Linked DNA regions of Homo sapiens: region 1 is linked to region 2. The links are chromatin contacts, found by Hi-C in ENCODE. All regions are on one chromosome and are shown on one strand. The core of a region is the stretch at or near the end of the contact, and the rest is flanking DNA. Distances in the headings are between cores, read along the strand shown.

What was found. A loop is a pair of places that touch in the nucleus more often than their neighbours do. Pooled maps may share reads with other maps.
Region 1: a loop to region 2 is called in a map of CD8-positive, alpha-beta T cell, with 15 times the contacts of the local background. The contact joins the promoter of BRCA2 here to the promoter of KATNAL1 in region 2. A Hi-C loop is called at or near these places in 1 of 168 maps with a recorded cell type or tissue (CD8-positive, alpha-beta T cell), 1 of 37 single-sample maps with no recorded cell type and 6 of 50 pooled maps.

The regions. Positions count from the first base shown.
Region 1 is chr13:32,312,785-32,317,183 of GRCh38, forward strand. It overlaps BRCA2 (BRCA2 DNA repair associated), which reads left to right and starts at 2,724. Exons shown (of 27, transcript NM_000059.4): 1 at 2,724-2,883; 2 at 3,638-3,743. The coding sequence starts at 3,677. It overlaps ZAR1L (zygote arrest 1 like), which reads right to left and starts at 2,579. Exons shown (of 6, transcript NM_001136571.2): 1 at 2,531-2,579; 2 at 1,546-1,766. RefSeq lists a silencer at 1,775-1,995, a cis regulatory region at 2,114-2,180, a promoter at 2,509-3,005 and an enhancer at 3,114-3,383.
Region 2 is chr13:30,306,014-30,310,222 of GRCh38, forward strand. KATNAL1 (katanin catalytic subunit A1 like 1) reads right to left here and starts at 1,538. Exons shown (of 11, transcript NM_032116.5): 1 at 1,318-1,538. RefSeq lists silencers at 1,173-1,282, 1,313-1,542.

The DNA of each region.
Region 1 (4,399 bases), core at 1,474-3,973, 2.0 Mb after region 2:
GGAGAATCACCTGAACCCGGGAGGCAAAGGTTGCAGTGAGCTGAGATCACACTACTGCACTCCAGTCTGGGCAACAGAGAGAGAAAGACTCCGTCTCAAACAAACAAACAAACAAAAAACAGGAGATCCTGCCATTTGCAACAACATGGGTGAAACTGGGGAACATTATGCTAAGTGAAATAAGCCAGATAGAAAAATACTGCATAAACTCACTGATATGTGGAATCTGAAAAAGTCAAATACATAGAAGCAGAAAGTAGAATGGTGGTTACCAGGGACAGGAAGTTGGGGGGAATGGAGAGAGACTGGTCAGAGCCTAAAATGTTACAGTTAGGTAGAATGAATGAGTCTAGAGATCTAATTTACAGCATAACGACTACAGTTAACAATACTGTATTTTATACTGAAAAGTTTCAAAGAGAAATTTCAGGTGCTCTCACCGCACACAAAAGAAAGGTAATTATGTGAACAGATGGATATGTTAATTGCTTGACTATAGTAATCATCTCACTGTGTACATATACATGTTGTGCACATTAAATATATACAACTTTTAGGAAATAATGGTTTTTTGGGTTTTTGTTTGTTTGCTTGTTTGAAATGGAGTTTCCTTGCTCTGTCTCCCAGGCAGGAGTGCAGTGGCATGATTTCGGCTCACTGCAACTTCCGCCTCTGGGGTTCAAGTGATTCTCCCACCTCAGCCTCCCAAGTAGCTGGGATTACAGGCACATGCCACCACACCCAGTTAATTTTTGTATTTTTAGTAGAGACAGGGTTTTGCCATGTTGGCCAGGCTGGTCTCGAACTCCTGACCTCAGGTGATCTGCCCACCTTGGCCTCCCAAAGTGCTGTGATTACAGGCGTGAGCCACCATGCCCAGCTGGAAATAATGTTTTTAAGAAAAATTAAAGCATATTGTAAATTGAATACAAATAGTAAATTGAGCAGCTGCACTAGAAGAGAATAGGTGAGAAAGTCTATTATGGTGGAGCTAATAAGTTGCAAGTCCCTGGTACAAAGAGAACAAGAAACATAAAGGTATGGGGGGCTGTATAAAATGACAGAAAATGTTATTTCTGAGACTTGTGTGACATGCCACGGGTTCTCATTAGTCCACTCCTAGTGAGACACCCCTCCCCCACAAAAAGGGGACAAAGCATATTGTTCTGATTTATAGGGTAAATAAATCACAGGTTAGTTAAGTGTATGAAGTCAAATGGACTAGAATTCAAACCTGGGCCTTACTACCAGGCACATTACTTAACTACTTGATTCAGTATCCTCATCTGACAATACTGACCAATTTACAGGATTACTGTAAGATTAAACATGGTATTGCTTGAAAACCCAAAGCAGAATGCCTAACTCATAAAATGTTTGGTAAGTGGCAGCTGTTATTAGTAAGGATCACAGACGTATTTCTTTGCGAATTAGACTTAGAGCAAAAGCTTTAGAATCTATCTGCATTAGTAAGGCCTCCTTCTACAACTAAGGATTACTGATTATCAAACTAAAATGGTCCCTAAGGAACCAAGCGGAGCCCACCCTTTTCCTAATCCAAGGTTGCTTCTGTTTACTGCTCAAGCACCTTCTGGAAGCAGCAAGGCCCCCATGGGAGCAACTCTCACTGAATCCATTTGAAGGTTTTGTAGGTCTTACAACAAACCCTATTCAGCCTTGTATTAGGCATGTTACAGAACCAACGAATTCGGAGATGAAGTCAGGTCTTCCAGTTCAGCCTGCGAGGAAGACAGGTGATCCGAATCCTAAGAATGCAAAAGATGGGCCGGGTGTGGTGGCTCATGCCTGTAATCCCAGCGCTTTGGGAGGCCGAGGCAGGCAGATCACCTGAGGTCGGGAGGTTGAGACCAGACTGACCAACAACGGAGAAACCCCGTCTCTACTTAAAAATGCAAAGTTAGCCGTGCGTGGTGGCCCATGCCTGTATTCCCAGCTACTCGGGAGGCTGAGGCAGGAGAACCACTTGATCCCTGGAGGCGGAAGTTGCGGTGAGCGGAGATTGCGCCATTGCACACCAGCCCGGGCCACAAGAGCGAAACTCCGTCTCAAAAAAAAAAGCAAAAGATACTACCAAGCCCTGCGGAGCAAGGTACCTCACACTTCATGAGCGAGTTAAGATGGGTTTCACAATTTTTCAAGCAAGGAAACGGGCTCGGAGGTCTTGAACACCTGCTACCCAATAGCAGAACAGCTACTGGAACTAAAATCCTCTGATTTCAAATAACAGCCCCGCCCACTACCACTAAGTGAAGTCATCCACAACCACACACCGACCACTCTAAGCTTTTGTAAGATCGGCTCGCTTTGGGGAACAGGTCTTGAGAGAACATCCCTTTTAAGGTCAGAACAAAGGTATTTCATAGGTCCCAGGTCGTGTCCCGAGGGCGCCCACCCAAACATGAGCTGGAGCAAAAAGAAAGGGATGGGGGACTTGGAGTAGGCATAGGGGCGGCCCCTCCAAGCAGGGTGGCCTGGGACTCTTAAGGGTCAGCGAGAAGAGAACACACACTCCAGCTCCCGCTTTATTCGGTCAGATACTGACGGTTGGGATGCCTGACAAGGAATTTCCTTTCGCCACACTGAGAAATACCCGCAGCGGCCCACCCAGGCCTGACTTCCGGGTGGTGCGTGTGCTGCGTGTCGCGTCACGGCGTCACGTGGCCAGCGCGGGCTTGTGGCGCGAGCTTCTGAAACTAGGCGGCAGAGGCGGAGCCGCTGTGGCACTGCTGCGCCTCTGCTGCGCCTCGGGTGTCTTTTGCGGCGGTGGGTCGCCGCCGGGAGAAGCGTGAGGGGACAGATTTGTGACCGGCGCGGTTTTTGTCAGCTTACTCCGGCCAAAAAAGAACTGCACCTCTGGAGCGGGTTAGTGGTGGTGGTAGTGGGTTGGGACGAGCGCGTCTTCCGCAGTCCCAGTCCAGCGTGGCGGGGGAGCGCCTCACGCCCCGGGTCGCTGCCGCGGCTTCTTGCCCTTTTGTCTCTGCCAACCCCCACCCATGCCTGAGAGAAAGGTCCTTGCCCGAAGGCAGATTTTCGCCAAGCAAATTCGAGCCCCGCCCCTTCCCTGGGTCTCCATTTCCCGCCTCCGGCCCGGCCTTTGGGCTCCGCCTTCAGCTCAAGACTTAACTTCCCTCCCAGCTGTCCCAGATGACGCCATCTGAAATTTCTTGGAAACACGATCACTTTAACGGAATATTGCTGTTTTGGGGAAGTGTTTTACAGCTGCTGGGCACGCTGTATTTGCCTTACTTAAGCCCCTGGTAATTGCTGTATTCCGAAGACATGCTGATGGGAATTACCAGGCGGCGTTGGTCTCTAACTGGAGCCCTCTGTCCCCACTAGCCACGCGTCACTGGTTAGCGTGATTGAAACTAAATCGTATGAAAATCCTCTTCTCTAGTCGCACTAGCCACGTTTCGAGTGCTTAATGTGGCTAGTGGCACCGGTTTGGACAGCACAGCTGTAAAATGTTCCCATCCTCACAGTAAGCTGTTACCGTTCCAGGAGATGGGACTGAATTAGAATTCAAACAAATTTTCCAGCGCTTCTGAGTTTTACCTCAGTCACATAATAAGGAATGCATCCCTGTGTAAGTGCATTTTGGTCTTCTGTTTTGCAGACTTATTTACCAAGCATTGGAGGAATATCGTAGGTAAAAATGCCTATTGGATCCAAAGAGAGGCCAACATTTTTTGAAATTTTTAAGACACGCTGCAACAAAGCAGGTATTGACAAATTTTATATAACTTTATAAATTACACCGAGAAAGTGTTTTCTAAAAAATGCTTGCTAAAAACCCAGTACGTCACAGTGTTGCTTAGAACCATAAACTGTTCCTTATGTGTGTATAAATCCAGTTAACAACATAATCATCGTTTGCAGGTTAACCACATGATAAATATAGAACGTCTAGTGGATAAAGAGGAAACTGGCCCCTTGACTAGCAGTAGGAACAATTACTAACAAATCAGAAGCATTAATGTTACTTTATGGCAGAAGTTGTCCAACTTTTTGGTTTCAGTACTCCTTATACTCTTAAAAATGATCTAGGACCCCCGGAGTGCTTTTGTTTATGTAGCTTACCATATTAGAAATTTAAAACTAAGAATTTAAGGCTGGGCGTGGTGGCTCACGCCTGTAATCCCAGCACTTTGGGAGGCCGAGGTGGGCGGATCACTTGAGGCCAGAAGTTTGAGACCAGCCTGGCCAACATGGTGAAACCCTATCTCTACTAAAAATACAAAAAATGTGCTGCGTGTGGTGGTGCGTGCCTGTAATCCCAGCTACACGGGAGGTGGAGGCAGGAGAATCGCTTGAACCCTGGAGGCAGAGGTTGCAGTGAGCCAAGATCATGCCACTGCACTCTAGCCTGGGCCACATA
Region 2 (4,209 bases), core at 288-2,787:
AATTAAGAGAAAGTTTTATAGGATTTGTGGTCTTTTTGTTTTTAAACACACACACACACAAACTCACAATAATATCAACAATTCTCCAACTTACTCCATAAAGCAGCAAATTTCTAGGATGGTTATCTACCTATTAAAAAATTTTAAAGGGTCGTCAAGGAAGGTTTCGTAAATCTGTGTCAGCTTCCTTTACCAGCAAGTCTTTGAGTCAACTCTAAGGACTCAAGTGTACTCCTGAACATAAAAAATATATAAAGAATTAACTAAATAATTAAAACATGGTATTTTTCCTTCCGAAAACATGCTGAGAAATTCTGAATAACACTGGAATAATCAAAGAATTATTGCTGCCTACTGCTAAAAAAGTCTGTTTTTAAAAGTTACTAGTAATTTAAAGCTGAACTAATCAAAATATGTGTAGGCAGTGTTCAGGCTGGCAAGGGGGGGGTGGGGTGGAGCACTCATTTCACAACCTTGAACCTCAAGAAATAAAATTCAAAAATGCAAAAAGTTAAAAATGCCAGATACCACCATATAATCGCAATGACATCTTTTTATCTATTTCCACACTTAACCTTTAAACATTACTGCCCTTTGAGTAATTACCAATTGATGGGTTTAATATGCAAACACCTCTGAGCTACTTTAAAACAAACATGACTAACCCAGAAATAAACGTATCCAGGAAAGGAGAAAAACCTGTTAAAACACGGTTTCTCAGGTCTCACATCCAATGTGTGACATACATACGGTTCTGCACCGAAAGGCAGCAACCTGCGAGGGTCAGAGGCGCCGAAGACCCGAGGCCCTGCAGCTTGGGCGGCTGCTCATCCCTGAGACTGTGCAGGGCGGTGGCCCAGCCGGGGTGGGGCTGAGCGCTGCAACTGGGGCGGGCCCAGCTACAGGGCGGGAAGCCCGAGGCTCACCTCCACTTCCCTTTCCCAACGCACAGAGCCCAGGTCCGCGACCACTCAACAGCCCCCTCAAGACAAAGAGAGATTTTTTTTTCTGTCCCGGTCCGCTCAAAGTTTATCGGTCTTTCCCGGCGGTCGGGGCCGCCGGGCTTTGTAGTTCGCCAGTCCGAGCTACCCCACCAAGACCGCGAGCCCGAGGAGTCGCTGAACTACAATTCCCATGATGCACCGCGAGCCTGGCGCTCCCGCGCCCCTCCCCGTCCCCGCACGGGAGCCAGCGCCCGAGGAACCCCGCAGCCCACTGCCCTGGCGTCTCCGGCAGTGGGAGGCCGAGAGGGGCTGTTGGCTAGAGCCCTCCACCACCTGCTGTCTCGCCCTCGCCCCTTTCTCTCGGATTCATTACCCAGAAGGCGCAGGTCCGGGCACATTCAGCGATGCGGTCCAGATGGGGTGCGGGTGGGGCGCAGGCCGCCGCCGCCGCCGCCGCCGAGTCCGTTAGCTCGCGACGTGCGTGAAAAGGCGGCGGCGGCGTAGTGTTGCCATGGCAGCCGCGGCCGCGCGGTGGGCGCAGCGCGGGAGGGAGCGCGGGGGCTGTGAGTCCGCTCTGGGGCGGAGCTTGGGACTCCCGCCCAGGTTGCCGGGGGGAGGGAGGTGCAGCGGCGCGGGGTGGGAGAGCAGGGAGACAGTGACATTGAGGAGGACGTGTGGCCGACTGAGCTCTGGTCGTGCTTGATGAGCCTGCCTCCACTGCGTCCAGCCCCCGTGGCAGGGCACCTTCGTGCCTGCTGCTTTCGGAGGTGATGCCAGTGGCGTCGAAGGAGGGGGCACCCGGGGCGTCGCAGCGCCTTTCCCGCCGCCTGTCCAGGCGTCCGCCGCTGGGTCTGCCCCCAAGGGATGTGTGGATCCTACGCCACCTCTGTGTTTTTCTCCAGTCAAACCGAATTGAAGTCTTTCGCACCCCCTTTCTCCATTCTCTGGGGAGGGGGATAGAAGGGAATCCTTCGATAAGATGGAATGCATATGGCCTTTAGGATTATTCAGGAGGTTTTAGAATTTGCAAATGGCATTGCTTTCGACTGAATTTGGATTTATGCTGTTTCTTGGCAATCGTTTGTGGACTCTAGGATAAACAGGTTAAGAGCGTGGGCTTCTAAAACGAATTCTTAGTTCACGTCCTGCCCCTGTGCTTGGTAGCTGATGACCAGAGGCGCCTTTCTCACCTCTTAACGTTTTGATCTGCAAAAATGGAGATATCCATCTTGCAACTCTTGTAAGAAATACACGCATTAATACTGATGAAGCTCTATAAAACAAAGCTTAGCATTTAACAATAGCTATTAAATATTAATTATTTAATCAATAGTGATAAAAGTCAGAATAGTGGTTGGCTGTCGGGGAGGAGTTTGAGAGAATTTTTTGTAGTGATGAAAAAATTCTATAGCTAAGAGTTTCGGTTACAGAAGTATATGCACTTGTCAAAACTCTTGGAATGGGACATTTAAGATTTGTACATTTCACTGCATGTAAATTTACCTCAAAAGAGAACATAAAAATGTGTTGTTATTATTATTAGAGCTATAGACTCTAATGGAAACTACAGAGATATTCTAGGCCCAATCTCTAGATTTTATAGATGGGAAAACTGAGGCCCAGAAATTTAATAGAAAAAAAGAGGAAGGGGAGTGAATTCGTGACCTTGTCATTTTCTAGTAATGAATATCTCCTGAAAAATTATGGTTGAAAATAACAAAAATGGCTCCTGTAATCCAGCTGAGTCATCCTACCACAGAGATTTTCTTGAACTTGACTGAGTCCCTTATCCACCTTGTGGTGTTCCCCACGGCCAATGTCCTCTCAAGGATTGCACCGTCACTTCTGGCTCTCAGTTCTTGCTTTTCCTGAACACTTAGACCTCTCCACATATCACCTCTTACAACTCTCCTCTCTCTACTCCTGCTGACACATAATTTCGAAATCAGCCCCTTTTCTTTGGTTGTTTCTATAGCCAACTCTTTAGAAGGTTTGGAGCAGATAAGTGGTTTTAAATTAAGGATGCAAAAAACCTAAAATTAGAAATCCCTGCTCTTAAAAGTCCTTCAGTTCCTCCCATGATATTTTTATCCACCTACCACCTACCCCCATTTTTTCATCATAACCTGTAACCTCCCACTATTGTACCATCTTTCTGGTCCCATCTCTCCCCTCCTCTCCTCTCTTTATACAATACTTTTATTTCCATCTCCTAATCTGTGCCTTCATAGCTACCTGCCATTCCTAAACTGTTTACCAAAGTTTTTTCCTACACAAAGTAACTTCCCAAGAGGAACTCTGGAGCCAGCTATTAAAATAATATTTTTTCACATATGTATCCTCATATTCTATTTGATTCAGTCCACAGTGTAGCTGCTCAATAAATATTAAGCAGCTTACGTACATGACCTGTTGATATAGTTTGGCTGTGTCCCCACCCACCTCTCACTTTATTGTAATAATTCCCACCTGTCAAGGGCAGGGCCAGGTGGGGATAATTGAATCATGGGCGCGGTTTCACCCGTACTGTTCTTATGGTAGTGAATAAGTCTCATGAGATCTGATGGCTTTATAAATGGGAGTTCCCCTACACAAGCTCTTTTGCCTGCCACTGTGTAAGAAGCCCCTTTGCTCTTCCTTCATCTTCCGCCATGATTGTGAGGCCTCCCCAGCCATGTGGAACTGAGTCCATTAAAACTCTTTCCTTTATAAATTACCCTGTCTTGGTTATGTCTTTATTAGCAGCATGAAAACGGACTAATACACCTGTCCTGGCTACCTTCACAGTGGGTTCACTTATGAAACCCATTTTCTTACATCCATAATAATGGTTTACTCTAGTATAAATGAGGAAGCTATGTGATAATAGCTGGAATCTGCTGTCTAAGAGGAAGAAAAGAAACCAAAGTAACCATAGCTTGTACAGAAGAAATGACAGCACTTAAGAGATGAAGTCCGGAACAAAGTCTGGTATGAAGCCATAGGACATCCTTATAGGAACTTGGACCTGTCACCTGCAGCAATTTGGTCACAACTCTGCATATGTAATGAGCATGTAAATAAATTCTCCTTTACTCCTGGAGAAGATGTTACTGATCTGCTACCAGCTGAACACATGTTTGTAGTAGGGATGATAGGTTCACCGGATCCATCTCTCCCTGATCTGGTTTCCCTTGTGACCGATCACTTGTCTTTCTTTGCAAGGCAGCTGGCCAAGGTTGTAGTGCAGCCTACAGCCATGACGAAGTCTCCAAAGACAAGGTCC